5 separate regions of the Homo sapiens genome follow, and regions 2, 3, 4 and 5 are each linked to region 1. Evidence: chromatin loops called from intact Hi-C (ENCODE). Cell type or tissue: B cell. All regions are shown on one strand. Links, peaks and the distances in the headings refer to the core of each region. The heading gives the core; the rest is flanking DNA.

Region 1 (5,966 bases), core at 553-5,552:
AGGGAGGGAGAGGTGGGTATTAGGAAGGAAGGGGGGTGCTTCTCTGGAGGGATAGAATGTGATCCTCGAGCAGAAACCATCGTGTTTCTGGGGGCTCTTCGGGCGCCGTGGGGCGACGCGGTGCAGCGTCTAGGGCCGCCGCAGGCCGGGGGCAGGGCTCCCAGCGGTTCCCCCGCGGCCAGCGGCCACGCAGGAAAAACCCGCTTCCTCGCCCCTGCATCTGCTGACAAGCCGCCCGAGGTGTCTGCGCTGAGCGTGGCCACACCGATGCAGCTTTCTAGGAAATGGCCCGGGAGGGGGAGGGGGCGAGTGAGGGATTAGGTCCGGCTCCCCCTCGCTCCCCCTGCGCAAACACCACCACCCCTTCCTTTCCCCGGAGGCATGAGGCCTCCACGCTCGGTCCTTCGCCCGCATCCTCGCCGACCCCTCCGGTTTCGCGCCTCACTCGCCAGGCTTTCTCCCTGGGAGCCGACTGCGGTGAAGTCGCCGCCAGCACGGTCGGCCCTGACACGTGCTCTAACGCATGCTTGAGTCAAGGCTGTCTTTACAGGAGATACGATCTGGTGGCGTTTCTTCACCTCCTTCCTCCCGTCACCCCCCACCCCCACCGCGCCCTTTGGTGTATTTCACTCCAGGAGGAAGGGGAGAGACCAGCGCCCTGATGTGCTGGCCAAGCTGGCACGTGCAGCGGGCATGGCGTGGCTCGAGCTCTCTGGGCACACCGAGGCCGACTGAGTGCCTCCCTCACCGAGAGAGGGGGCCCGGGCAGGGGCGCGGAGAGCCAGCAAGGCGGGGTGGGGCGCGGGCTGGGTGAGCCGTACACTAGGTTCCCTGCAAGGCGGAGGAGGGGAGCGAATAAACTAGAGGTGCAAGCGATTAACTCAGGCCCCGGAGCCAGCCTCTTTAAACGAGGGTGGGGCGGAAGGGGTGGTGGGGGGGAAAGGAGGGGATATCGCTTTAAAAGGGTGAGGAAGAGTTTGGGGCGCCGTCTCCCCTCCCTCTATTTGCATAGCCAATAGCTCTGGGGCTCCTGCTACTGCGCGCTGATTGTTACCGGGCAGATTACTTTTTTTTTTTTTTTTTTTTTTTTTTTTTAGTAGGACGCGTTCCCCACTACATCAAAAGGAAGCCAAGGGAGGGCGGAGGGAGAGCGGGCGCTGGGGCGGGCGAAAGCTGGGGAGAGGCCCGGCCGCCTCCGACCTTATCAATAGCAGCGGGAATGAGTATCCCATCTCCTATATGTAAAGAAAGGGGAGGGAAGGGGCGGGCGAGGAAAATGTCTAATTGCTGTGGAAGCCATTAGCTTTCAGGAAGAAAAAAAGCTCGCTGAAAAACCCAAGTTGCAAACTCAAAATGAAACAGTCCAGCGCCGCGGATGACACCCGGGCCGAATACCGTGTACACCCGCACACAGTCGGCCCCGAACAATCACCTATTGGTTTTAGTCACGTTGGGCTTCCCGACTTAAGCTTTTGAGTCACCCCGGATAAGGACATTCACTTACATTTTAAGACCCCCATAAGGGAATTACTCCAATTTCACCTAAGCCACCTTTGAGCGGATCAAAGAAAGTTGCAGCGGGGAGAGGCGAGAGAAGGAGGGAGGGCGGGAGGTATTTTTAAAGTATAAATCTAACCCGACAGGCAAGGGACAGAGGCCGCCGGGGCTCCCAGCCTCTGGACATCACTTGATATAGCTCTGCGAGCAAGGTCTCTTCCACCCCGACTCCGCACACCCCCCCTTCTCCGGGGAAAGGCATCCAGAGCTCTGGGTCTCCCGAAGTGGGGGCAGCGGGGGCGAGGAAGAAGCGGGTGGTCGTCCCGGGGCCCAGCCCACCCCGAGGAGAATGCCTGGGTGGCGAGTCCTCACGTCTCGGGAGTGAGCCGAGGGCCCTCTCGCCCCTTCCCTCTCCCCCTCCCCCTACTCCGTCTTGCTTTACAGAGAAATTCCAGCGGGGAGGGGGGCAGCGAATGGGAGGGGCAGAGAGGGTCGCGGCCGGATGCCCCCCCTTCCCGGCGCCCTCTGCATTCATGGAGACCCGCAAGTTCGGGCGCTTCCCGCGTGGCAGGCTCGCCTCTTGAAGTTCCCCTGTCCACTTCCCCTTCCGATTACTGACTGTTCCCGAGCGTGAAGCTCGCCATCGAATCCAATCCCCGGTGGTTTTGCAGACTCTCACACGTGGGGTGGGGCGTGAGAGGGTGCGGAGGTTGGCAGGAATGTCTCTAGGAGGCTTGGACTGGAAACTGAGTTTTCCCTTTTGGTCGCCACTCCAGCCATGTGTTAAAACCCTAATGTCTTGTTAAAATGCACTCCACCTAGCACGCGGGAAAACGCATGTTGCCTTCTAGGCAAAAGTGCACACTTTCTTTCAGTGTAGACTTCGGTTTCAAGAAAAAGCGCAAGAGCCTGTGCTCTGGCTTTGAAGTCCAAACTGATCACCGTGGCGCGGGGGTGGGGGGCGGCGGGAGGGGGTAGATTGTTGGTTCTTCCTTATCTCCTTTTCACCCTTCACGGAAAAAAAAATACATATATATATATCCCATGTAGGACTGGTGATAAACTTTAGCGAACGCCAGTTTTATTGGACTTTTATTCTTTTTCCGGCCGGCTCCCCACCCTCTACGCTAGCGTTTTGGAGTTTCGGTTGGAAAGTGTACAAAGCCTGGAGGTGGAGGGTGCAGCAGGGTGTTGGGTGTTTATAGGCACTTTTCTGCAGGAGCCTGCAGCACTAAGCACACATACTCCCAAGCTTACCTGGAGGATGCCTCCCAGCCAGGTGATTCCGCGGTCGGCTCAAGGCCCGGGAGCAGCGCGAGTTCGAGTCCCGCCTTCTCCGCGCAGGGGCGCCTAGGCCAGGTGGGGAGCGGGTAGTGACTGAGTTCAGGCTCAGAAATGGGAGCCACTGCCTTCCCCTCGGCTCCCCCAAAGAGTGGAGCTGTGTTTGTGTTTCTCCGTGGAGGGATGGACGGTCAATCAAAACCGAAAACCCGACTGGCAAAATGCGAGGGGACACATAAATCCGAGGGGACACATAGGAGGCACATCAAGAGGAAGGAGGGAGTGCAGGCAAAGTAGAAAAATGCGGACAAGGAGAAGAGGAAAACGTCGGGAAGCGGAGAGCACGGGGGAGCAGGGTGGGTGGGGACGGGCAGTGCGATTGCAGGTGTTCACTCGCTTCCGGGACCCTCTGGTCGCAGCCGCGCCCGCCGGGGCGCTGGGCCGCTGCGTTCTGGAGGGGGGCAGAGTCCGCCAGGCCTGTGCATCCGCACTCCCTTCGGCGAATTTCGGCTTGGACGGGGCTGGATTACTGAGGCGGCAGATGCGACAGGCGTGAGTTAAGAAGGCGAGCGCCTGCCGTCTGTCACCCACCTAGCATCTCACTCCCCTCCCTTCGGAAAAAAAAAAAATTAAAAGACCCGAACTTCCCCCTCTTCCTGTCTGATTCAGCTTAGGACACGCCTCACGCGGCCGAAAATAGCTCTGGAAATACATTTGCTTTACAAAAGTGAATTTTCCAATAAGCTTTGGGGCGGGGGGCGTCCGGCGGTCGGCGTCGGGGGGTCCTGCCTCCCGGGAGGAGAAGGAACCGGCCGCCTCCGCCCTTCTCCCCCTCCAGGCGCCCCCGGGAGGGGGCCGCTGGGCGGCGGAATCGCGCCTCCGCTCGGGGAGCCACCACGCGGCTTTTTCGCGGAATTTTGACGTCATCCACACGTGGGGGAAGGGGCTGGGAGAGCAAGAGGAAGCGGCGGGGGAGGGGGCCGCGGCTGGGAGAGCGCGGCGGCGGCGCGGCGGGTCTGGCACCCTCGCGGTGGGCGCAGCGCCGGGCAGGGTCCGGGCCCTGGGCAGCGCGGCAGAGGAGGCCGTGCCGCGGACCCCGGAGCCAGCGCCGCGACCCGCCTCCCTCCCCGCCCCCCGCCCCTCGCCATCTTCCACCCCCAAGCAGTTTATTTTTTCTACTTTGAAATCGGGGCCGCTCTTTGCTCCGGAAAAAGCTCATTTCTTTAGGTTATGGTCCTGTTCCGCTGGGTACTGAGATCAGACTGAAATCCCGATCACTGGTCGCGACCCCCGCCACTTGACTTTCTATCCTCTCTCCACTTGAGAGTCGTGAATGTCTTTTTCGGTTCCTCGGGGAGTGAGTTCTGCATTGACTTTTACACCCGGAGTTTTTCATGCGCGACATATTCCTCCCTGCTCCCCCGCCCCATTCACCATCTCAGTATCAGCTGGGTTGGTTAATACGATGGCTATTACATGTAAGATAACCCGTGCATGCATTGTGAGCGATATCGGATGAATTTTGCTGCATTTGGAACAAATGGATCTAGAAATACCCTTTCAAAACAGTTTTACAAATCGATGTGAAAACATGTAGGGCGACTCCCTTCCCACTCGCTGGATACCCTCGTGGCATCCGTGCTCATGCAGAATCTTCTAAACTGCAAGGGCTGAAAACTGCAGCTGCAGAGTGAGCCCACGCACCTTCATTTCCCCTAAATTTGGGCAAAGTCCTTTTAATCTTTCAATCTGGGGGGTTATAGCTGAAATGTGTCATTATTTTCTAAACCCACGGTGACAGTTCTGAGTTTATGCTGAAATTTACAAGGAGCTTCAGTGGGGATGTTTGGGAGAGAAATACTGTGAACTGACTTTTACCTCTTTGAGGTAAAGGGGCTGTTGTAGGAATCAGATGCAGAAAGCTAGGGGTGTCTGAAAATGTGGATTTGAAGTGGAATTATTTGTTTCAAAAGTAGGAGAGAAGCTTTCTGTCTGAATCAGATATTAAGTGTGGAAATGTTTCTTTTTTAAGGTGACACAGTTTGGTTATGAACAGTACTTTTTCCTTCTTTTTAACACATTCCCTCTATTTTTAACTTATTATTTATTTCTTTTTCGTTTTATGATTGCTGGTCTGACCCAAGAGACTTGGTTTTGTTTCTTCTGGGGGAAAAAATGAGCTATAATTAATAAAAATGTCAGTAATTACTGTCATGATTAGCCTGAGTGAACTGTATTTAAGAGTGCTTGCTTTTTGGTGCCTGATTTGATGGACACTTGGTTTGTCTGCATAAAGGTAGAAAAAATAGGATAAATTATTAAAAGAAAAGGAAGGAGCCAAAGGAAGTGTTTAAAAAACTAAAAAAGCAAAATGTCCTTTAAATTTAGCTTCACCTTCATTTCAGACAGTTAAGTAGTGGAGGTTAAGTTAAGCACTTTAGAGATGTAAATTCTTTGTAAAATGTCAAGACTATCCTCACCAGAATTTTTTTTTGAACAATAGTCAATTTTATTTGTTTTCTAAGCACTTTAATTTTGTCCAAATTCAAACATTCATTCCCCTTAAAAATGTCCACTTTCCCAATGTGATTAAATATTCTTTCGATTTCATGGTTTTATTCAGCTGTGTATCAGTTGCAGCCAATTGAAGCAATATAAAGTATTTCTAATAAATATTTCATATTTTAATTTTCAATCTTTAAACTTAAGAATTACTAGCATCTATTAGTACAGTTTATAACATAATTCCATAACATGCTAAATTCATATTTACCAAACTTAAAAAAACAAATTAATAAAAAAAACAGAGAAATAGTTCTCTTCTTGAGGCTTTTTTTGGTTTGTTTTCCTTGTGGCAAATTTCAGGAGGCAGATTTAAAATTTTTCTAAAATCATTTTCTTGTTGTTCTTTTGTTGGCATTAAAAGGAATGAGTTCTGAAATGTGAAACAGGTTGACTGTAAAGTTTTATAATCTTCAAAATGTGTACCTCTGGAGAGATATGTTCTATTTTAGAATTGACCTGAAAATAGGTAGTTCGTGTAAGTGTGCTAGACAATCCAAGCCAGTTGGATGTAGATGCCTATAAGGAATGCATTTCCTCTTTACTCAGCCTTAAATAAGGGCATCTGCTCTTACAAGAACTTGAAACAAAGTCTGCACCTATGCATGATGCAAACAACTCAAAAA
Region 2 (5,966 bases), core at 297-5,296, 150 kb after region 1:
TGAATGAAACCAGTAGTTAGGAGATGGTGCTTAAATCCTGGTATGCCTATCTGGGAGACAAAGGATTGAGGAGGCATCAGAAAGACAGTTTGTTGTTGATGCTGAGAGCCTGAACTTTGAAATTTGATAAGATTTGAATCCAAGCTCTGCCACTTGAGTTGTATGAACTTGGCCAAATTACTAACCTCTCTGTGCTTCGACTCCATCTGTAAGAAGAGAATGAATACCGACCCTGTAGGGCCATTATGATGATTAAACAAGATAATTTGTTTAAGTGCCTGGTATGGAGGGAATATTCCATAAAAAATAGTTCATTATGATCAGTGAGGGAAGGAAGAAGAGGATGTTTGGAGGAAGACTTCTTTTATGGAGTTTTGGAAGTATGTGCAGAGCTGTCCCCCAGGTCCCATCCCCCGTCACTGCCCTCTGGCCCTGTGACCATCAGTATCTCCATTGTCTTGACAGAGACATTCTGGAGCCTCACTTTGGTCATGGATCTCTCTAGTTTCTGGAACTGGCAGCAGCAGCTGTCTGCTGGGTGGTGGCATGGTGCAGGCTGTTGCTAGGAGGATGGCTGATATTAAGGTGGGGTGAGGAAGACAGGATGGTGGGTGGGGAGGATGGCAGCTGAACCGTTGGTTTATTTCAAGGTTCCAAGACCTCCAACCATCTCTTCCTACAAGCCCCCCAACACAGGGTGGAGGTGCGGAACCCAGACCAGATGTTTCCTCTCTTTCACTATCGATGGATGGTTTGAGGACACAGGGGAAGGGAGGGGGAAGGAAATGAAGGCAGTGAGAGAGAATCCTTATTTGGGAGCCCATCCTTCTCCACCTGGGGTCTGCAGCCTCCGTGTCCACTCCCTGAAGTTCTAGTAGGCACCCAATGGATGTTAATCACATTGCCAAAGCCAGGGTCAAGGCAAACCAAGGGCATGGATGTGGGATGGCCCATTACCTGGAGGTACCTGCTGCACAGCAGCCTCCTGGTAGCTTGGAAATTACGTCACTAGCCATAGGCACGGCCTGCCAGAGGCACCATGTGGTCCACTGAGGTGGGACCTAACTGGGTAACAGTGAATTTTTTCCCCGTGGGTCAGCCTTGACCTGGATGATCTCCCACCCACCCTTGACCTGGATGATCTCCCAACCCTCCCTTGACTGGGATGATCTCCCACCCACCCTTGACCGGGATGATCTCCCAACCCACCCTTGACCGGGATGATCTCCCAACCCACCCTTGACCGGGATGATCTCCCAACCCACCCTTGACCGGGATGATCTCCCAACCCACCCTTGACCGGGATGATCTCCCACGCACCCTTGACCGGGATGATCTCCCACCCACCCTTGACAGGGATGATCTCCCACCCAGAAATGACTTCACCTCCCTAAGTTCCTTGGTAGGGAACTTGAGGGGTGGTTAGAAACTTCCACTCAACTCACTGCATAATAACTCAGGACAGGAGAGGATAAGAACAGCTCTTTGTGTCACCGGCACCACTAGGAGAAACAGCCTAAAAGGCAGGGAGAGCAGCTTGGAGAATTCCAGCAGCTTCAAACTACACCACCAGGATCTCTGTGGGTCTCAGTTTCCATGTCTGTAAAATGGGGAGAATAATACATGCCAAGTGACCATCCTCCCTCAGCAAGAGAACTTTGTGAGTAATAATTGTCATGACAGCACTTTCCAAATGTGTAGGATCAGCGAGAAAGAGATTTCACAGAGATTTCACAGGGCATCAACAGCTCAGGGGATGTTGGCTACAGGCGGGGAAAGCACCTATATGCCCTTCTACCTGCCGCACCCACGGAGGAGGCTCAGCTGGAAGGACAGGTGCACTCCTTCCAGAATACTCTGAAATCATTGTGGGTGCCCAGTAAGCACTTCTTGGTCAGAGTCTGAGAGTAACAACTGAAAGTACTGAGGGCTCAAAATCACCTGCTCCAGTTAATCATTTTGAGGGCTTTGGTGTCATATCCTTCCCTGAGTTACGTCTTCTTTCTCAGGCACATGTCCGTGAGGCCCCTGTGTATCTGGGTAGGTCAAACTGCATTGGGTGCATACTTTTTCTTGGTCAGCATCTCGGTTTCTATTTCTAAAGTCAAAAGAAGTGCCTCGATTCCTCCCAAGACTTGACAAGCCCAGCAGGGTTGGTGGCTTCTTTGCTGTGTTGCTGAAAATGGAACAGGCTGCCCTGGAGGTGGTGAGCCCCCTGCCCCGGAGATGTTCAGTGAGATCACCTGTGACTACATGCTGTGCTAAGGACCTTGTGTGCCTCACCTTCATCACTGCAACAACCCATGAGGAGCCCATATCATGATCACCTCCATCTCACAGATAACAGGGGAGGGTACCTGCCACACAGCAGCCTTCTACTAACTTGGGAATCACGCCACTAGCCATAGGCACAACCTGCCAGAAGCACCATGTGGTCCACTGAGGTGGGAGCTAACTGGGTAACAGTGAATTTTTTCCCTGTGGGTCAGCCATGACGGCTCCCCCACCCCGCCTTTGACCGGGATGATCTCCCACCCAGAGATGACTTCACCTCCCTAAGCCAGACAGGACTGAATGGGAGAACAGCTGGGGAGGTGCATGCAGCACAACCTGGAAAGTGTGTGTGTGTGAGTGTGAGTGTGTGTGAGAGACTGTGTGTGTGTGAGAGAGAGAGAAACAGAGAGAGAGAGGGTGAAAGAGAGAGAATTGCTTTTGTATGAATCTGTCTCTTTCTTTTTCTTTCTTTTTTTCAGCAAACCACAGACCGGCTACACATTCTTGGGCAGTTTCCTGAAGATGAACTTAAGATTTTGAGAGAGAGAGAAAAAAAAGAAAAGAGTAGGGGTGGAGGAAGAAGCGAGGCAGAAAGTAATCAAGCTCACGTGCATGTGCATGCGCGTGCTCACACACACACACACACACACTCTTCACACACAACTCCTGGCAATAAGGAAGTGAGACTAGATCTTTTTCATGAATGGGCTTAACTCAGCCTTGCTGAACTTCCGCTCTCCCATTCACCAGCATTCAAATTTCACCTTCTGACCATCCAAGGCAGCTGGCTGCTGGCCCAGGAACTAAGAGCACTTTGAGATCATCCCTCTGACCACAGGCAACTGTGTGCTTGCAAGGAATCTTCTTTCCTGAGCCGGTAAATTCAAAATGACCAGGGTGTTCACAGGGTACCAGGTTTGAGGGCCACTGACCCTTGAACCCCCAACCCTACCTACTGCCCTATTCACCCAGGACCACAGCTTACACTCTGGAAAAGCCAAGAAATGACAGCAGGCAATGCACACGGAGGAAACATTTCTGCACAGCAACTGCACAGGAGGACAGCCCAGGTGAACTCTCTGGGGAACGTTCACGCCTGCCTTAAATTAGGCTGGGGGAAATGACAGTCACCATTTTGGAAAGGACACTTTATGCCTTTTCCCATGGGAGCTAGGGAGCAATGAACTGGGGCGTGTGACCTATAAGTGTGCCATTCTTTCGTATTGGGTGGGAGCTAGGCGAGGCACAGGCAGCGGTGGAAGTTTCTGTTCCCTTGAAAATCAGCCTCGAGATGCCTGGCAGGGTGTGTCCAGGCAGTGGAAGGACCGGTGAAGGGTCTTGAGCAAAAGTCACTTCATGTTGCTGTGCCCCAGCTTCCTCATTTGTCAAGAGGTGGCAATAAGACCTCCCTGGGACAACCACTGGGGTGACCCAGTGAGCTAAGGCCAAAGACCTGACTCCCCAGTGTGAATGACCCGGGCTCATCGGCAACCCAGTTAGGGAAACCCCTACCACCTAGAGCTGACAAAGCAGGTGCCACTGTTCCGAAAGGATAAGGATAGCTTTATCTCTGAACTTCCAGAAATGGTGACTGTGACAGACTAGTGGCCCAGAAGCGAGGAAAGCGATGGGAGGCAGACAGGGCTGGCCTGCCCCAAGACCAAAGGAGGAGCAGGAGAGAAGTCGGGGTAGAGACACCACGGAGGCTCAGCTTTTCTTTTCCTGATTTCTTTCCCCTCTCCTGCAAGTCCTTCTAATGGAAGCTCAAGGAGGCAACGGAGAAAGGGACATCCTTTTCCTGACTCCACCTTGTATCCTTAGAATCCTCATGCAGGCTCCCTGGTCCCCACACTTGGGCTACAGGGGGTTTCCAAGCCCTGTGTCTTACAATGTTTGGGCCCAGAGGCAGGAGCATAGACGAGATGACCTTCAGAGCACCTTCCCCGCTTGGGGCAAGGAGTCTTTCTCCAAGGCTGAATCTAGGGCAGCATGCTAGAGAACTGCATTCCACTCCTTGCAGCTGCTGAGCTACTGGGTCCAGCTCTGGGCACTGGGAATGGACTCGGAAATACCAGTGGGCTTTGTTTGGGCCGATTACTCACAGTACAGGAATGATATCCATTCCACTGGACTTTCTAGGAACTTGCCTGCAGCTGGAGCGGTCCCTGTCCCTAGGTTTCCTCTAGCACAGAGAGGCTGCTAGCAGAGGCCTGGCTGGGGAGGGAATGTGCAGCTTACAGGGGATGCCAGTGGGCCCCAGGAAGCACTGATGCAATGCTCTTTTTATTAAGTTGGGCTCTGAGCCCTTCTCCCCTGTGATAACTTCCGGGAGTAGCTGTCCCCATTTCCCTGGTCTCCTCTCCCTCTCCTGCTTCAAGAGCCAAATTCCTGCAGGACAGCAGCACCTGAGGAATCCGAATTCACACAATAGTAATGCAGGTGGACAGAGGAAATGCCTGTTGGTCTAAGGAGCTTGGGTAATAAAGGTTGCCGTCTGCCGAAGCCTCACATGCCAGGTGCGTGCCCAGCCCTGCAGGCTCTGCCTCCCTCAATCCTTCCAGCACCCTGGTTGTGCAGGTGCTGTCCTTGTGACCTTTTTACACATGAGGAAGTGGAGCCTTAGGTCAGGAAATGCTTTTAAGATCACGTAGTTAGCAAATGGCAGAGCTGGGAATTAAGTCCATTTCTGCTCAATTACAAAACACGCGAGTTTAGTCACTGGACTCCGATTTTTGTGTGTACTGTAGTAGCTCGGCTTTTATGAGAACCGGAGATTAAGCTCCCTGAGGGTAAAGGCTATGTCTTATTTTTTATTTTCTTTTATTTTCTACCCTATTTATCTCTATAAGATGCCAGGAACTCGTTTTAAAATGCACCTGCCAAAACATGCTGAGATGGTGGGCGGCGGCTGCCCATGGATGATATGGAGGCCACTGCAGCTGAAGGGACAAAAATCAACCCTGGAACTGTCCATGCTGCAGACAGACCTTTCAGTTTGCTCTCACCCTGCTTCTCCCGTGGCTGTGGTATTTTTCTCCCGTCTGCCTCCTGGTTTCTGCCCACTGGAGGCTTTTCCAGCCTCGTGACCTCTATTACTGCCCCCTCTCTGCAAATGCCTGCACCTACTCATCGCCCTGTCTTCAAGCCGCTACCGCATGACTGAGGTTCCTTTACTCTTCTTCCCTGTGCCACGTCCCTGTTCCCTAACGGCTCCTCTGGCTCGCTCTCTGTGTCTCTAAGCGCCTGGGCCACCTCACTCTCCATTCCTGCTGAGGGTGTCTGAGAGAGTCCCTGATGGGTTAGTGACAACCCAAATCTGGAGATACCTGTTGGTCCCAGTCTCACCAGCTTAGCTTTTAGGCTGCCCACATTCTGTAAGGCAGTGGTCTGCAACCTTTTTGGCACCAGAGATGGGTTTCGTGGGCGACAATTTTTCCATGAATGGGGCAGGGGAGGAAAGGGTGGTTTCAGGATGACTGAAGCACATGACATTTATTGTGCACTTTATTTCTATTATTACTACATTATAATATATTATGAAATCATTATACAACTCACCATAATGTAGAATCAGTGGAAGCCCTGAGCTTGTTTTCCTGCAACTAGACAGTCCCATGTGAGGGTGATGGGAGACAGTGAGAGATCATCAGGCATTAGGGTTTCACAAGGAGCACGCAGCCTAGATCCCTCGC
Region 3 (5,966 bases), core at 563-5,562, 240 kb after region 1:
CATGAACCAATACTTACAGCACACACAGATTTTCATATTTTTCTATTCCATTCTATTCTCATCCATTCTATTTTTCAAATGTCAGTCATGACCTGAATTTCCCTGTATAACCTGAAGTTTGAAAAACAATGTTCCTACCACTGATCTCTCCCACCTATTCAAAAGACTGTAGCTATTCTCCATTTCCTACAAAATAAAGTCCAAATTTCTTAAGAGGACAGATAAAACCATTTATAACTCTGCCTTCCAGCTCCAGTTCTGCCATCTTCACCTGAGCTCACAACACACCTGGCGACTGGCCTTTCCTAGGAGACGCAAGCCCCACTACACAGTCTCACTTTCTGCCTTGCTCAGGCCCTACCCACAGGCTAGATGCACTTCTCACTACAAGAAAAACTGCTCTTTCTCCTTAGAAATATCCCAGGTATCACCCCCTTCTGAAGACTACCCTGACCTGCCCAAGCAGAACTAAACTCTGCACCAGGTTTCCAGTCTAGGAACTCTTTTTTGTATAGTGCATAATGATCATCTGACCCTCCTGATGGTTTAGATGTCTTTCCCTATTTCTGAATTGGTAGGAATACATTTTTAAATCCTTTCCTTTATGATTGGCACCTGCCTTTTTCTTTCTCAATCTTCAGCCTATTCCCCCTCCCCATCTGCATACATCCCAGAGCCCCCCATACAACTGGAAGATCACAGAGAAGGAAAAAGGAGAATGGTCAAAGTTAGTTGTGGCAAACCAATCTGGTTCTCGTTTTTCTTCCTCCAAATTTGCAGTCCTGTTTCCAGGAGATCCAAGCTTGGCAAAGGCATAGCATGATTCATCTGAATCACAAGAAGTTGGAGAAGGCAAGTGAGGTGGAGAAACCAAGGCAGAGTGCGAAGAGTGGCTGCCTCAGGCTACAAAACCAGGGCAGGAACTGACAGTACAAACAGAATAAATAATACTGATTCACAGGCCAGAGAAACCTGTCGCCAAAAAATGCCCTGTTGCAATCTCAGCTGGTAGGCTGTGGATGGCCTGATTTACAACCAGTTTCAGAGTTTAATGAACTCTCAGGTCACCTTTATCTATATAAAAATAACAACAAAAAGACCCCTAGTGCTATGCAGTTTTCAAAGCAATTACTCACACATTATTCCATTTCATCGTGGAGTGTCAGAGTTGTAAGGGACTTTAAGAGGTCAATTAGCTTAATCCCTCATCCTGCTGCAGATGAAAAGGAGACTGAGAATAGGCAAGTGACTTGCCCAAGGTCACACCCCTGTGTTAGCAGCACAGTGCAATGCTCTTTTTTACCAAACCACACTTCTCACACACAGAAGTAGCCAGTGCTCCAATGGTCTCTTGATTCAGAGCGCTCTAAGAGTTTCACTCTGCCTGGATTTCAAAGCCCTTCAAAGGAGGGAGGGTGGTGCCTGCCTTATCTTTCAAAGATTCCCAAGCGCAGAGATTCTATGGCATCTCTCTGGTCAACTCTTTTTTTTTTTTTTTTTTTTTTTTTTAGACGGAGTCTCACTCTTGTTGCCCATGTTGGAGTGCAATGGTGCAACCTCGGCTCACTGCAACCTCCGCCTCCCAGGTTCAAACGATTCTCCTGCCTCAGCCTTCCGAGTAGCTGGGATTACAGGCAGTTGCCACCACGCCCGGCTAATGTTTTGTATTTTTAATAGAGACGGGGTTTCACCATGTTGGCCAAGCTGGTCTCGAACTCCTGACCTCAGGTGATCCACCCACCTCGGCCTCCCAAAGTGCTGGGATTACAGGAACGAGTCACCGCACCCAGCCTCCGGTCAACTCATAATTTGCTGCCACAGTCGGCTAATCTGGTCTTCACAGTATTGTATCCCCATTACCAAGAGTGCCTAAGCTATTAACCCACCAGTAACAGGTGCCAAATTGCCTCTTCTTCTGCACAAGATGTTCGTTTAAAATCAAATTGCACATAAACCCCTCCAGTCCCAACTCACTTCCCTCAGCCCTCGGCCTTTTTTGGTCTTCTTTCCCCTTGGTGCTCCCAATCCTGCCTACTGGGCGTCTCTAAGATGACGTTGGGAGGGGAAGCTGGGTGGCCTGGGGGAGCAGCTATGGAGTTGTGCAGGAGCAGGCGGGCAAGTCACAGGGCTTTATCCACCCCGCGCCCACAGGCCCCAGGAAGGGGTACCGCGATCGCCTGATGTCACTACACTCATGGACTCTTCCAGACCGGCTCTCTCATCTTACAGATGGGGAAACTGAGGCCGGGAGTGCAGAAGGGGCTTGCCCAAGCACGTTAGTAAGACTAAGCTGGGAGAACACGCCAAGTTTCCACACTCCCAGGCCAGCTCACTTCCTCTACTGTCCGCCTTCCCCTTCGCCCATGAGGAAACTGAAGCTTAGGGAGGTGGAGAGATGACCTAGAACCGCTCGGCTTCCCCAGGCCGGGTCCAGGAGCAGAAGCGCGGAGAGAGGGGAGAAAGGGAGGCCGGGACCGGGCACAACTCCAGGGGGCACTGCTCGCCCCGCGGTCTACGTGCCCCCCGGCCCTTTGTGCCCTGCTGAAGTTGGGGAGAGGGCGCAGGGAAGAAAGGGCAGGTGCCCTGACCCTCCAGAAAACCAGCCCCTCGGGGCCGCCCAGAGTCGGGGAGGCCTGGCCCCCGGCACTGCCCACGGCCTCTCCTCCGGGGAGACGGGGTCCGAATGCCTTTCCCCATTCAGCGGGATTATCCCTTTTGAATTGTTTAAAAAAAAAAAAAAAAAGCTGCAGCTAGCGAACCCTGCCTGACAACACCGAAGGAATTTTTCCCAGGGATCGGCCGAAAGCTGACTCACATTTAAAGGCTTGCCCGAAGTGGTCATGCCCCTCTGAGCAAATACCACAGGCATGCGAGCACGCGTCCGCGGCCTCCTGGCGGCGCGGCCTCCGGGCGCGGCCGGCGATTGGAGCAGCGCAGCGCCCCTTCTCCCCCGCGCAGCCAATCGCAGCGCCGCGCCTCTGGGTTGCTAGCCGGGCCGCCGGGCGCGGGGAGGCGCGGGCGGGGAGTTGTCCCTGCTCGTTTCCCGGCCCCGGGCGGGGGCGCGGCGGGCGGGCGGGAGGCTCAGGCAGTGGGTTTCGGCAAGTATGGCCCTGGAGGGAAAGCCAAGGAAAGGGCTGAGCCACCTACGCCGCAGGCCCTTTGAGCCCCGCGGTCCCCCTCCGGAATGTGCGCGGCGGCGAGAGGCGCTCGGCCTGGGCCCGGCTTGGAGGCGCATTGCTGCGCATCTTCCCCGGACCGCAGGAGCCTGGCCTGCGAGCCACCCTCGCCTGCCTCAAAACTCCGACGCCCGGCAGTCATCTCCTGGCCACTCCACCATTGCAGAAGGCAGCGGGGGGAGGGGGGCACGGGCTCATAAATCGCGGAAGAGCAGTCAGAGACCCTAGTTCACAGCTACATTACAACCAGATTAACGTGCGATCCTGGCCAAGGCTTCTCACAATTGTAGTTCTGGTGTTTTGGGGTTTTTTTCTCGTGTTTCAAATGAGAGGTTTGAGCAGGATCATTAGAGTCCTTGGCGCTAAGATTCAGGTTCTTGTAAGAACCGAGATCCAGTTCTTATACTTCAGCCCCAAACGATTTTCCACGCAGCGGCCCAAGTGCTTTTCTCAACATGTAAATGGCATCATGTCATTCCCCCACCTTAGTACCTCTGAGCATCTCTGTCCCTCTCCATCCAGCTTTATCCCAGTGGTCTTTCTGGGCTGCTTGAAATTACTGCCCCTCTCCCCCAGCTTTTTCCTGCCTCAGGCCTTTGCGCGTGCTGTTTCCTTCACTATCTCTTGGCCAATTCCTAACTCATCCTTCAGGTCTCCGCATAAATGGCATTTTACTAGTGAAGCCTTCCCTGTGCCCCAATCTGAATGAGGTCCCACTGCTACTCCCACGTGACACCCTGCGGTTTTCCATCATGCCTATGTTAAAAGCTGTAATTTTCTAATTTTATTTGCTTACTATCTCTTCCACTAGAAAGGACAGAGGCCACTTCTATTTTGTACCCCATCAGAACAGTTAAATTATCCCCAGGTAAGTAAAGAATTATCATACCCATTTAACAGATAAGGTGGTGGAAGTTGAGACAGGTTAGATAACTTACCTAGGTTCAAATAGCCAAAGGTGTTAGAACCTATGGGCTTCTACTTCTGTCAGGAAATTGGATTATAAAATAATAGGCCTTCCAAGAAATAGCAAATAAATTGCTAGAACAGATGGCTTTAGCACTTTAGATGCTGTGGTTTTGCCCCTGCCCTTCAGGACTCTTTCCATACCAATGAAAGTTCTATTCCTTTATTCATTCAACAAATATTTATGGTGTATCTATTATAAGCTAAGCAGCACAATCGTAAACAAGAGATTTCCTTTCCAGAATCTACAGAACACTAGCTACACAGTACAGCCTTTTCTACCATGGAGCAGTATCCAAACTGTCCATTTAGTTAAGAATTTTGGTCATCTTTTCTGATATTTTGTTTATTTTGGTGTCTGTTCTGATATGTGGTAGGCTTAGCCTACCAGATACATGTATATATAGATGTATACCTACCATATGTGTGTGAATATATGTATATACGCACACATCCTTTTTTTTTTTTTTTTTTTTGAGACAGGGTCTCACTGTTGCCCATGCCCAGGCTGGAGTGGTGGTCACAATCATGGCTCACTGCAGCCTTGAGCTCCCTGGACTCAAGTGATCCTCCCACCTCAGCCTCCCGAGTAGCTGGGACTACAGGTGCACCCCACCACACCTGGCTAATTTTTGTATTTTTTTCTAGACACAAGGTTTCGCCATATTGCCCAGGCTGATCTCGAACTCCTGGGCTCAAGTGATCCTCCCGCCTCAGCCTCCCACAGTGCTGGGATTACAGGTGTGAGCCACCATGCCCAGCTGCCTGTATTTTTTATTGGACTAAAAAATGCATCCCAAAACTTGGTCAAAAAAATAAATTTCTTTTAAAATGTATACTGCTGTTAGGTGGGGCACAGTGGCTTAGGCTTGTAATCCCAGCACTTTGGGAGGCCGAGGCGGGCGGATCACCTGAGGTCGGGAGTTTGAGACCAGCCTGACCAACATGAAGAAACACCGTCTCTACTAAAAATACAAAATTACCAGGCATGGTGGCGCATTCCTGTAATCCCAGCTACTCGGGAGGTTGAGGCAGGAGAATCACTTGAACCTGGGAGGCAGAGGCTGTGGTGAGCCGAGATCATGCCACTGCACTCCAGCCTGGGCAACAAGAGCAAAACTCCCTCTAAAAAAATAAATAAATAAATAAATAAAATTTATACTGCTGTTTCTTTGAATTACCAATGTGATCTGGGTGCCAGTCATAGTTATCTCTAAAGGAAGATGCTAAGGCAGGGAAGCTTTACGCATGGCAAGAAACTTTTCTAGGTATCATCCCCTCAGCTGTGATTCAGAAGCTAGCCTGCCTTCACCCCTACGGGTCCTAGGTATTCCCTCCCATTCCCTCTTGCCCCTCTAGCAAGTCACTGTCCTTCCAAGCCTCATGCTCCTCATCTGGCCTGAATGCTTTCTAGCAGTGAAGAATGTATGAAGTGAAGAATTCCCTCACTTATTCAGCAAATATTTACTGGTCATCTGCTGTGCACTAGGCACCTTTCCAGTACTGGGACTATAATGGGAACAAAACTTGTGGTTGCTGTCCTCAAAAAGCTTACTCTCCAATAAGGAAAAGGCTGGTGTAACCATCAGTCCACCCAATTAAACAACCACCAATCTAGCAATCACACATTCACACATAATCATGCACTGAACTGAGTGATGGGTGAGTGCATTCGTGTGCTAAAGCCTTGTGGCAGGAGGGATCCTGCATTCAAGGAACCAGAGAAAGCCACCCACGCCGGAGAGAGACAGGAGGAAAGGAAAAGAGGAGGCAAACCAATCATGCAGAGCTCCGGAGAACATGAGGACTTTGGTATAGTTCCAA
Region 4 (5,966 bases), core at 413-5,412, 68 kb after region 1:
GACCTTCGGAGTCAGAAGGAATCCCAGCCTCACTATTTCCAGCTATGTGAACTTGGGCAAATTAGTTTACCTCCATGAGCTTTAGTTTTCTTCTCAGCTGAAAATGGTCATAGCAATATCTATTTCAGAGGATAGTTGTGGGCATTACATAAAGCACGCTTCGATAAATAGAAATGTATTTATTACAGTGTTCTTGGAGTCATATCACACAGCTCAAAGCACAGCAAGGAAGCAGGTGCTGGTCCTCCCCCTGTAACTGCAACTATAAAGAGGGTGCCTTGTAAATGAGTGATTATCTTCCTGAAAGTTCCTTAAACCCACACTCATTGTCTGTGATTACAGCCCATATCACTGGGACAAGAGAAGAGTTAAGAGTGCTGCAGCCAAATGCCTGTGAGATACACCTGCCAATGGAAATTTTATGCAGAGTGGTGGCTGCAAGGAAGACCCAGCCACGTACCTTGAAGGTCCCTCCAGGTTTATCTTCAGGCCATGCAACACTTTATTGTTATCAGCTCCTTAGATTCAGGGTCTCCATGCTCGTCAACATGGCTAGATGGCCTGTAAGGTCTTTCTTTTTTCAAGACACTTAAGAGTTAGAGCAGGAAGGAGCAGGGCAGAGCCTTCTAAGCAGGTGCTTCTGCATGCCTGGAATCCCTCTGTGGCTTTATTCCTCAGTGTGGGTTCTCTTTTAGTCTGCAGGGACACCTGGGAAGTCAACAGTCATTTACATCTTAATGTGAATAAGGTTTTTTTTAAAGCTCCTTTTGCAAGAGCAAGTGAAATGAGGAAAGAGGGAAATAAGAAAGAGAAAAGAAGAAGTAACTGAGGAAAAGCTGCCAGCCATGAAGAAAACAGCTGATGAAAGGGGCTAAAGCTAGCTTCATTTCTTGCAGGTCTAGTTCTGAGTCTAGGGACAGAAGTTTTAGCTTTGGCTGGACACCCATAGCCCTCTGTGACCTGTCAGTATTTTTAACTTCACGATGACTCCTAAGTGGACTGCTGTCCACTGGCCACAACTTACTGAAACTTTCTCCATATTCAGCATTTATTAAGGACTGGAGGTTCCAAGGTAAGTCTGGAAGCAGAAGAAACTGCGTCCATAAATTGAAGCCAAACAAACAAAACACAGATTGAAGGGAGCAGTATTCCCATCCAGGGTATGTACTCTGTGTGAACTTAACCTACTGCTGCAGTCGCAGTTTCCTTGCAATTAGATTTCAGTGCAAATTAAGAAAAAAAAAGTTTTTAATCTATAGCTTATAACAATAATTGTACTGTGCAATCAAGTGTAATGTAATAAATACTTTTGACCAATAATTCATGATTTTATTTAATTAATTAATATATTTATTTATTATATGTTAAACATGGGGCAGGTGCCTGCTTCAGCAAGCAAGACAGACAAGACCCCTGCTTTCCTGGAATTTGAGGCTGGGGCAAGGGGATACAGATAGCAAACAACTAAATATAAATATGAACATTTTAGAAAGTAATAAATTCCATGAAGAAAATAAAAAGTACTGTGATGGGGAGGGCCTGTGTGTGATGAAGCAGGTCAGGAAAATCCTTTCTGGGAATATGACATTGGCGGCACTCAGACCTGAATTATGCGAATGGTGCAGACATGTATGCACGGGGGAAATAGCATGCACAAAGGCCCTGAGGCAGGAAGCAGCCTAGTTGGTGTCACTGAGGACTTGAAAGGTCAGTGTACTCAGGATCTAGAGAAGGAGGTGGGAAGTGGCAGAAGATGGGGTCAAACGGATGGGGCAAATTGTTAAGACCTTGTCAGCTATTAGTAAGAAGTGTCACAGACAACGAGATGAGATTAAGTGTTTTTAGAGCCAGGGAACAAAATGATGTTACTATTTCCTGGAGTATGTCCCAATTTCACAATGAGTTTGGAAAGAAAATATGTTCCAGTTTGCTGTTTCCTTTGTTTTAAAGATGTTTAGTAAATATCTGTTGAGTTAATGAACACATGGATGAATGAAGGAATTGATCGCAAGAGTGGGCAAAGTCAGAGTGGAAAAGGCATTGACCTCCACCTGAAGTTACACAAAGCAGTGGTACCGCTTGCTGGTTATGTGACCTTGGGCAATTCACACAACCCAGTTTTGAACCTCAACTTCCTCATTGGTAGGATGGGGTTATACCTCCCCGAGCTGCTCTCCAGAAGTGTGATGAGGATCAAATGAGAAAATGTGCAAAATGCATATACGAAGAGTAACGGATGACAATGGAGATGATCGTGACAACTTTTTTGGTGGCGTTAAGCCACAGTGGAGTCCCTTGATTTTAACCTGGAAGCCCCTGATATTGGTGAATTGTCTTAAAGTTTTGTTTGGAGCCTGTTGCACTCCTCAGTCCACACTGCTCTCAGTTGGGTAGTTTGCTGCCCTCTGTGTAAAGCGATGCTGCATTTATTTACTCCTTAAAGCCTCATGGGAGAGACCCCAGCTCCTGCGCACAATAAAAATCCCTCATCCTCGCCTTGGCACCAAACAGTAGACAAATGCTTGCAGAGATGTTATCTCCTTTTATCCTGGCAAGTCTGTAAAGGAGGCAGGTCAGGTTTGATTTCGCCCGCTAGAACTCCCCATCAACCCCGCTTCATTTCACGAGACTCACGTCCATAGTCTTTCTAGGTTGAAAAGCCTGAAACTTTCTGGTTTGTCCTCCTAGGGAGACTATTCCTAAGTAGGGTGATGGGATTATATTTCCTGGGAAAGAGTTTCTGTAAACTCTCCCTAATTACCCGCTGAGTTTAGCAACTTGTCAGGAAGCCCTTCTCTCTAATCTAAAACCTCTGGCTGTAATTGCAGCCCCTGACCCCTGGTTCTGCCTTCAGATGCAATCTGGAACAGCGTCGCCCCTGGCAGCAACATATCTGTATCAACTTACCTTGCAGGTTGTCGGTGGGGGGGAAGGAGACTTGGTGACCAGGGAACCTGAAGCCTAGCAGGATGTGGCCCCAGGGTGAGAGACCACTGAGGCTCCTTCGAAGGCTCATGGCGGTATTATATACTGCGTCCCTCTCAACTTCACCGCTTACTCCCCAAGCCACCAGGACCAGTGTTTAAGAACACGGCAAGCTTTCAATGCCAACAGTAGGGTCTGAACCGGAACTGATTTGCAGGGTAACTGTGAGTGGACCCCTCTGGATTCCTGCTAGTGCAGGGCTTCAGAAGGAGGAAGCTCAAAAGAGCCACTAAGTGAAGCATAGCCTGGGCTGGCATCTTGGGGCTGAGCGGTTTGCTCCCCAGGGTGTGTGGCAGTGCGGTGGCAGATCTCTCACTTACAAACTGTAAGGCAGGTGCTGCCCCTGTCTGAGTGTTGATGCTCTCATCTGCTGAATGGGGAAAGAATCATGGGTGATTTCGGAGGATTAAATCCACCTCTGCATGGTGCCTGGGCTCCCCTCCCTGCTATTGCTTTGGGTTCTGCCTCTCCAACTTCCAGCCAGAGTTGGGGTTTGGAGTAGATGGGCTCAGAAGACGAGGAAAGAAAGGCCTCTTAGATATCAAATGGCTCTCACAAACCAGACTTTGCTGAGCTCTTTTCAGTGAATCAGCCTCCCATGAGTTACATTACTCTTGAAATGCAGAAAGCTGTGAAAATCAAGGGAGAATATGCTGGAGGCAAATACTTTTTGGGATCTACCAGCTCAAGCTCCTGCAAAAAGTAAATCTACGAGAGATGCTGGACCAAACCCCATCCACTGCAGCTCAGTTGGCCTGTGGACATGCAGGGGAAAGGCAGGACTGCCTTCACCAGGAGCTCCCGGTGCCCCACACCCATGACTACCCAGCGTCAAGATGTACTAGGGGAGATGGGGTCCCACTGTGCAAAAGGGTCTACAACACGGTTCATCTAAATATACATCTGCCAAATGATCTAATTTCTTAAACATTGATTTATAACCTTGGTCAATAGAGATGCATTTGCATCCCTAATCAGGGGTCATGGCCTTAGTAATATTTAAGAGTTGTTTGTTTTTCTTGGTGCAGGTAGGCAGCGGACCTACCTTCAGCTCCTTCCTTCAAGGTTTCTTCAATGCATTTCCATTCCCTGAGCACACACTTATTTTGTGAGAGGTAGAATGGGGATGGAGAATGGACTAGAGGCCAGTGCTGAGGACAGGGGGGAGCGGAACTTGCATATACACAGAACAGGTGAGATGGTGTCTCAGGGCTGGGCAGATGGTTTACGTGTGCCGTGGAACCTTGGAGTGCGCGGGTGGAATTTACGGGAGGGCACCACGCTGCACCGCACGGCTCTCCATCTTGGTTGCTGTCCAGTGCGGCTCCCCGCATCTGCCCTCACTCATGAATGAGCACGTGGGATGACAGGAGTACCCTTTTCCCTAAAAGACTCCCTAATGGGGCCTAGGCTTTGCTGGGATATACAGATCACCGTGAAGTGACTTAAAGGCTTCATGGCTTGTCTACCGCAGTCCTTCCCCGTTCCTGTTTAGAATTGCTGGCACTCACCTCACGAGGCTCCCAGCACTCACATTTCCCCCACCCCATGCTTATGATAGATTCACTCACATGAAGAGTGTGGGGCAGGCATAGGGGAGGGGAGAATGTCTTTGGGAGTATTCAGAGAAAGCTTCCACACTGGGCGGGTGTTTAATTTACCTGCGAGTTCGTCCCGTCTTCCCCAGGCCAGCTTTTGGCCGTGTCCTGCCTGGTGGTAAGTTAAGGCTTTTGGATTTTGCTATAACAAAAGCAGTGCCTCCTTAAAGGAAGGAGCAAGGGCTATTTGAGGCAGCCCAGTGCACACCAGGGCGAGGATTTTGTAAACAACCCAGAGTCAGGAAGGACAGAGGCTGATGGATAACCACGCGTTAGGTTCCGAGTGGAATCTTGCACCCCTCCCTTTTCCTCCCCGCTTTCCTCACCTTCTCCTCCTCTGTGCATCCTTTGTTCCACGCTAGCCCAATCTGTGTCCCGTCCAGTGATTCAGGGAGCATAAGATGGTGTGAGAGCCCTTATAGGAGATTCAACCTCACGGGACCCCTTTCACCAGAGAGGCAAAGCCTGAACAATCTGTTATATGAAAGATGGAAAGACTGGCCTCTGCTCAGTGTGTTAGGAAGTGCTAAGAGAACATCATTTGCAAAGGGGATGAGAAACCCCTTTTATCTTGGCCTGTTTCTTTTAAGCAGTTCTTCCACTGTAAGTCTACTTACCTGGTAAAAAGTATACTGAATGCCCACTGCCTGCTTCCTGTCTATCTGCAAAAGGGAGGCTTCTTCTCACCTCACCCCTACTGAGTGTTCTATATTCTTGCAAATAATTGCGTGCCTACTGGTGCAGAAAATGGAAAACTGTAAGCTAGGGTGATGGCAAAAATTAATTTCATTTGACACCCATGGTAGAAAGAACAGAGCTGACCCACGTTTGTGTGGACAAGCATATCCTGAAAAGCTAGAAGGAAGCACGGTGGTGGAAGAACAGTCTTTGGCATCAGCCAGAACTGAGTTCTGATCCTGTCTCCATTACTTATAAAGCTGTATGCCTTTGGGCAAATGATCTTCTTTTTAAATATCTTCTTCGCATATTTGTTGTAAAGATTAAAAATAATGTATGTAATGGACCTGGAACATAATACATACTAAATAAATAATAATTAAGGCGATCTTGATTGAAGTTGTTTGCAACACATTCCTCAACCGGTTTTTACTATGTATGTGTTGTTAATTAATTCATTTAGGCAGCCAATCAGCAAATATTGATGTATAAGAAACATATATTGAACAACAACAATATTATGAGTAAGTAAAGAGTTATGCCAGGAACCCAAACTTGTAATTTTGGATGAAAACACTGACCTAGATGTAGACTAAACAGCAATCCTTTGATTCATACTATACAGGCCTCCACTGCATCCGGCGATGGCAAGGGCAAGTTGCAGGATGGAGGCGGCACCTGGTCATCCTCTTGGGGCAAAGCTCC
Region 5 (5,966 bases), core at 666-5,665, 54 kb after region 1:
AGAGAGAAAAGGAAATTCATCTGAACCATAAAGTTCTAAAGAGAGAGATAACATCATTGCCAATTTTGGGGGAAACAGAGCCACAAGAGGCTAATCACACACTGCCTGAGTAATGAAGACATTGTGGCAGCGCCACAGGATGGGCACATTGACTGATGGAATAGGATAGAGAATGCAGAAACAGACCTGTGTACTATCTGATAAATAAAGCTGAAAAAAAAAGGTTATCTATAAGGAAAATATGAAAATTATTCCCTGCCTCACACCATATAAAAACAAACAACTCCAGATTGACTTAATTGTCAAAAAAAAAACCTAAAATTTTTAAACTTCAGGCTGTAAATTCTAAATTTAGTTGAAAATATAGGCAAATATCTTTTAAACCTTGGAGCAGAGAAGAGTTTCTCAAAACAGAAAGTGCTAACCTTAGAGGTATTAAAGCAAAGAACATCATGTAATGCCTTGAATATACAGAAAAGACAACTTGTAAACAGATTAGTTTGAAGAATATTATAAAGAACTCCTAGAAATCAATAAGAAAAACATAAGCAAGCTGATAGAAAAATCATTAAGAGACCTGGACAGGTCTTCTGCGGAAGAGGAAACACACATAGTTAATAAACAAAGAGATACTCAACCTCATTGTGATCAGGGAAATGTGTTAATTCTACTGGCAAGTTACAAAGTCTAACCAAACCAAATGTTGCAGAAGATGTATGAATAAATCCACAAATCTCTCATTCCTTAAGGGTGTATAAATGATTACAACCATTTTGAAAAATGTTCACATACTTATTGCACAGCAATTTCACTCCTGGTTACATAAACAACCTTTTCACACACAGCAAAAGACATTCATAGCAATTGCTCACAATAGCAAAAATAAGAGAGTAGCTGAAAACATTATTTGTAGTATTTCACACAACGAAATATTACAGTGTTCAAAATTAATAAAACAGCCAGGCAAAGTAGCTCATGCCTGTAATCCCAGCTCTTTGGGAGGCTGAGATGGGAGGGTTGCTTGAGGCCAGGAGTTCCAGACCAGCCTAGGCAACATAGTGAGACCCTAATCTCTACAAAAAAATTAGAAGTAGCTGGGCATGATGGTGCCTGCCAGCGGTCCCAGCATTTTGGGAGGCTGAGGCAGGAGGATCGCTTGAGCCCAGGAGTTTGAGGCTGCAGTTAGCTATGATTGCACCACTGCACTCCAGCCTAGGTGACAGAGCAAGACTCTGTCTCTAAAATAAATAAATAAATAAATAAATAAAATGAAATTATATAAAAGGAAAGCAAGATAAAGATGCATCTAAAATGTAGTATGTTAATTACAGTGCATGGAAGAGGCAGGCAGAGTGGGATGAAGAAGAACCATGTGTTGGGTGGTATGTTTCTAGGAGCGTGTTACATTTTTCAAAACAATAGCCAAACAATCAAGTAGGGTTATGCATGGGGCAACTATAGGAGTGCAGAATGAAATAAGTATTATGATTAATCCATTTCCATGCGACTGAGATCCACTTAAGTAAATAAAACAGACCGGGGGCAAATTTGACATGGTCGTAGTGAGAAAAGTCCATTTGGAGTGAGAAGGTCCCCGTAAGTGGCCTTTCAAAAGCGATTTAATTATTCTGAGTCTCAATTTCCTGTACTATTCAATGGGTGAAACTACCAAGAGCTACACCAAGTGGGTTTGCTGCAAGGATGAAATGAGAAAATGTATGCGAAGTGTCACATATGCCAGCCCTGCCTCCTAACTTCCTCTCTCTCTGCTGTGCACCCCAGCAGCGAGTGGTGTATATGTGGGAGGTTCTGTTACAGTGAATATTAGGGGCACCTTGATAAGAAGAAGTCACAGAAGACTGGAAATCCATCTGAGAGGAAAGATGGGGGCAGTCCAGCTCCTCTGTCTGGGCACTAATTAGGTCGGGGATTTGGGGGCTGATTTGATGTACCAAAAAGTCTTGCGTTTTGTCTACAGCATGAACGGCTCCTCTATCTTCCCCAACTCACCCACTCCAGTCTTTTGTGTGCACGTGACAACCTCAGTGGCAATGTCATTAGAACATACTTTATTTTTTATTTTCAGTTTTAGAGGCAGTTTAGCATGGTAGAAAGCATGTTGGCTTTTGTAGCAGAGATTACTAGGGCTTCTCCATACCTGGTTTTCCTCTTTCCTGGGCACAGAGAAGTCTACTTTCCCAGGTTCCTTGAAGTTAGGTGGGGCCCTGTGAATGACTAGCTAATGGAATGTGTTTGGTGGTGATACAGTCAGGTCATCTTCAGCCCTAAGCATGGAAGCCCCTGCGTGAAGCTCCAGCCCTTTGTCTTCAGGTAGATTGACAATAGAGGCCCCATGTTGGGGTGGGAAAAGGGAAGGGTAGCTGAGCTGCCACAAGGAGGAAAACTACCCTGGAGATGCACTCAGATCTGCAACCACTTTTGCGTGGGTGAAAAATACACTTTTATTATACAAAGCCACGGAAACTTTAGAGTTTACTTGTACCTGCAGCATAGCTTGGCTTATCCTGACTTATCCAGCCTTTTCTCAGATTATCCTGGGTTAGAATGCTGATTCCATCAGCTATAGGCTGAAAGGTCAGGATGGAACAAGTCACTGAATGAATCTGATCCTTCATTCTTCGTCTTTCAAATGGTAACAATATCTGACTCATAGAATTCTCGTCAAGGTAAGGTAAGCTAATGTATTTACAGTTCCTTTTGCAGTGTCTGGAACAGAGTAGGCAGTCATAACTCATAGCTATTATTATTATTACTATTTGCTAGGTTTGATGCCAGGAATAATAGGAGGGAAGATAAAGCATCTCTCTTCCTTAAAGTGAACAGATTTTATTTGAGAAAATGAGCTGTGTGCTCAAGATAATTTAACAGACCTTACAAGGGATTGTTGAAAGAGCTAAACACACAATGGAGGGGCTACCCGCCTTCTCTCTGTCTCCCGGGAGCTACCTACCTGACACATCCTGAGTCATACAAGGACTTGCACTTTTTGAATATTCTCTAAAGCCCTGGGTAGTACATGTGAGCTACCAGGTCATCATCTATATCTGCATTAAGGCTCTCAGTGGCACTAGATGGTGAGCAGCTTTGGAGATTGACTGGTTGATCTGACTGAGGATCCACAAGCTCTGCACAGATGTGGGCTTAAGAAACATGGGGAGGCAGAGAGTCCTGGGGAGCTCTCGACGTGGTCAACCCAGAGGCAGTGGGATAAACCTGAGGACTTCCAAGGCTATTCCAGCCCCGAGACATTAAACTTCTCCAAGCCAGAACTGCAGAAGCGAGACACATGTGTGGCCATTTACTGAGTTAAGAAAATCTTCCCTTCAGCGTTTGGTGGGCACGTGGGAGGGCCCAGAGTAAAACGGGCAAGAAAGGAGACAGAGTTAGCCTCTGGGCCGTCAGAGATCCTGTTCCTGTTTTTATGAAGGTTCTGACAGAGAAGGCTCAGCAGGCTGGACAAGGGCCAGACCGCAGGGGCATGGCGCGGGTTGCTGGGTGAATGTTCAGAAGTTGAGAAGCTGTCAACGCCCTTGCTGGATGATGGTGATTGCACGTCTATTAAGCGTTGAGGGATCCTAGAAAAAGGGCATGTTTCCCCCACTCACCAGCTCCCTACCTCTGTCAAAGGAAACTGAAAGCAAATATACTACACAAGGGTTTCCCCAGAGCCCCAGGGACAGAAAATTTGCTACATTGGAGCACTGAAGCATGACTTTCAAATCTAGAACAAACTTGTCCCATCTTGAGACCACCGGCGCAAATCTCACTTGTCTGTTTAATCTTCTTTATGATCAACTATTTGCGCAATTTGGGCCAAAATCGGGGGCTCCACCCAAACGCTGCCACAGAACAGACTCAATTTCAGAAGGCACTTTCTTCTCGCCAGACCACTTGCTCAAGCCGCTATACAGCCCTCTGCTCAGGCCCCATGCCCAAAGATTGGGAAACTAAGGCCAGGGAAAGGGTGACGTGTGTGAAGAATGTCACAGCAGCTTAGACGAGGAACCAGGAATAAGCCTGACATAGCTTTTTAGACCAACATTTTGTTAAGAGGTTCATGCAGCTGATGATCTTGGTCCAGGCAAGTCGCTTAACCTTCCTAATCCTCAGTTTCATCATCATCTTCTTTTTTTTTTTTTTTTTTTTTTTAGACAGAGTCTTGCTCTGTCGCCCAGGCTGGAGTGCAGTGGCTCAATCTCGGCTCACTGCAAGCTCCGCCTCCCGGGTTCACGCCATTCTCCTGCCTCAGCCTCCCGAGTAGCTGGGACTACAGCCGCCCACCACCACGCCCGGCTAATTTTTTTGTATTTTTTTAGTAGAGACGGGGTTTCACCGTGTTAGCCAGGGTGGTCTCCATCTCCTGACCTCGTGATCCGCCCACCTCCCAAAGTGCTGGGATTACAGGCGTGAGCCACTGTACCTGGCCGGGCCTCTGGAGTTCTTAGGGACACACCTGCAATGAGCTTGGGAGGTCCCCTGCTCCCTCTCCATTTCTTTTCCCTTCTCTTCTAAACAGCCTTTGATGCCTGTCTGTTGGACAAGCTTGCATGTTCATTTAATGCAGGATAAAGATGTTGGCGCCTAAGAGGGCCACACTGTCTCATCTGTCCCCATTGGCAAATCTTCTTCTCCCAGTTCATTCCTCTTTTGCAAAACATGGATTATTATACCCATCTGACAAGGTCTTTGTGAGGATTCGAGAGAACACGCAAAGCCCGACATGTACTAGGCCCTTGATAAATGACTCTGGTGGTATTTGTGTGTCACGTGCCATATGTAATGCTGGACACTATACATGTTGGCACTGCCCCATCTCCTGTTTCCTAGATCTGCCCTGTGGGTGACAAAGCACAGGTGCCTTCACTTCCATGTGGTAACCCTTTACTATGGAAAGACAACAATTCGGTCCCCCAGAAATCTTTTCTCCAGGCTATGTGGACCTGGATCCTCAGCTTTTGTTCATGTGAACACTAGATCTCCTCATCTGTTCACACACCTTTGGGATGGGCTCAGATTTGCCAGTATCCCTTTTAAAATAGGACGCTAGGAATGAACTCTGTGTTTCATGAGAAGGATCACCAGGGAGGCCACCATGTTTCCTTGCAGACCCAGTGGAAGTTAATACCAGTCACACCAAATGACCTATTTCAGAGATGTGCCATAAGATTTCTGGGGACAGGAGACTAAACAAACAAACAAAAAATACATGTCCTCGCAGGCGGTAGGTGGACTTTGGGATTCTAGAATATTCCATTTCCTGACTTGGGTGATGGTTACATGGGTTATTCATCTTGCAATGATTCATTGAGCTAAGTGTTTTAAAATAGCAGCTTGGTTGAAATACAATTCACGTGTTATACAACTCGCTCATTCAGAGTGTACAATTCAGTGATTTTTGAGTATATTCACAGAGTTATGCAATCATCACCGCAGTCAATTTTAGAGCTTTTTCATCACATCAGAAAGAAACCCTGTGCCCTTTAGCTATCAGCCTCCTATAGCCCCATCTTCCTCAGCCCTAAGCGACCCCTAATCTGCTCTCTATCTCTAGAATCATTTTGGGGTCCGATGAAAGGTGAACTTTAACAACACGTGTCACTTATCCCATTTTATATATGGGGTAACTAAGGCTGAAGGCAGTAAAACAATTTGCCCAAGCTTCAGAGTAACTTAGACTGCAGAAATCCTCAGCATCGTCACCTAAGTGCAGTTGGCTGGCATGGAGGGGAGCTGCCTCCCTTGTCCTGATAAGCCCTTGGTTAGCGCTGGTGCCAGCTGCTAGCATCCATGCCCTCAGCCACTTAGCTGTATTCCTCCTCTCTGGTGGCCTGTGGGCTGGATTCATCCTTGTCCTATTGGGTGCAATATCTCCATGTCTCTAGTTTCATCCAGGCACTAGGTACCTCCAGCGCTTTGGAGCTTAACACAGGTGTGACAGCTGTGTT

Evidence for each region. Peaks named below come from ENCODE experiments on the same cell type or tissue, not always from the same donor. Only the 100,000 strongest peaks of a DNase experiment are listed, where the experiment ranks them.
Region 2: it touches region 1 in a loop (7-fold over the local background); 79 of 110 quality-filtered maps call a loop at or near these places.
Region 3: it touches region 1 in a loop (17-fold over the local background); 66 of 110 quality-filtered maps call a loop at or near these places.
Region 4: a loop joins it to region 1, with 4 times the contacts of the local background. A loop is called at or near these places in 8 of 110 quality-filtered maps.
Region 5: it touches region 1 in a loop (7-fold over the local background); 8 of 110 quality-filtered maps call a loop at or near these places.

Annotation. Positions count from the first base shown.
Region 1 is chr12:4,267,157-4,273,122 of GRCh38, reverse strand. The region is part of intron 1 of CCND2-AS1 (CCND2 antisense RNA 1); the gene reads left to right. Among named protein-coding and RNA genes, the nearest start is that of CCND2, 3.6 kb to the left of the region's middle. RefSeq lists silencers at 951-1,070, 1,055-1,246, 1,871-1,940, 3,455-3,524, 3,535-3,744 and 1 more. In B cell, for the core only: no CTCF peak of the experiment used is centred there; DNase peaks (open chromatin) are centred at 962, 2,182, 3,672, 4,082 and 1 weaker place; H3K4me3 peaks cover 4,222 bases; H3K27ac peaks cover 4,086 bases.
Region 2 is chr12:4,115,266-4,121,231 of GRCh38, reverse strand. LOC124900317 (a long non-coding RNA gene) reads left to right here and starts at 3,013. Exons shown (of 4, transcript XR_007063173.1): 1 at 3,013-3,344. It also overlaps the pseudogene RPL18P9. RefSeq lists enhancers at 2,725-2,854, 3,256-4,250 and a silencer at 3,335-3,384. In B cell, for the core only: no CTCF peak of the experiment used is centred there; DNase peaks (open chromatin) are centred at 1,981, 2,911, 4,559 and 4,841; H3K4me3 peaks cover 1,256 bases; H3K27ac peaks cover 1,097 bases.
Region 3 is chr12:4,028,364-4,034,329 of GRCh38, reverse strand. No RefSeq gene overlaps it. Among named protein-coding and RNA genes, the nearest start is that of LINC03141, 19 kb to the right of the region's middle. RefSeq lists a silencer at 2,929-3,168. In B cell, for the core only: no CTCF peak of the experiment used is centred there; a DNase peak (open chromatin) is centred at 2,969; H3K4me3 peaks cover 1,130 bases; H3K27me3 peaks cover 1,502 bases.
Region 4 is chr12:4,198,843-4,204,808 of GRCh38, reverse strand. It overlaps LOC105369612 (a long non-coding RNA gene), which reads left to right and starts at 843. Exons shown (of 3, transcript XR_931569.3): 1 at 843-1,072. RefSeq lists a silencer at 492-786 and an enhancer at 1,775-2,676. In B cell, for the core only: no CTCF peak of the experiment used is centred there; DNase peaks (open chromatin) are centred at 708, 2,228 and 3,268.
Region 5 is chr12:4,213,075-4,219,040 of GRCh38, reverse strand. No RefSeq gene overlaps it. Among named protein-coding and RNA genes, the nearest start is that of CCND2, 58 kb to the left of the region's middle. RefSeq lists an enhancer at 3,733-3,952. In B cell, for the core only: no CTCF peak of the experiment used is centred there; DNase peaks (open chromatin) are centred at 1,770 and 3,650; H3K4me3 peaks cover 1,143 bases; H3K27ac peaks cover 2,691 bases.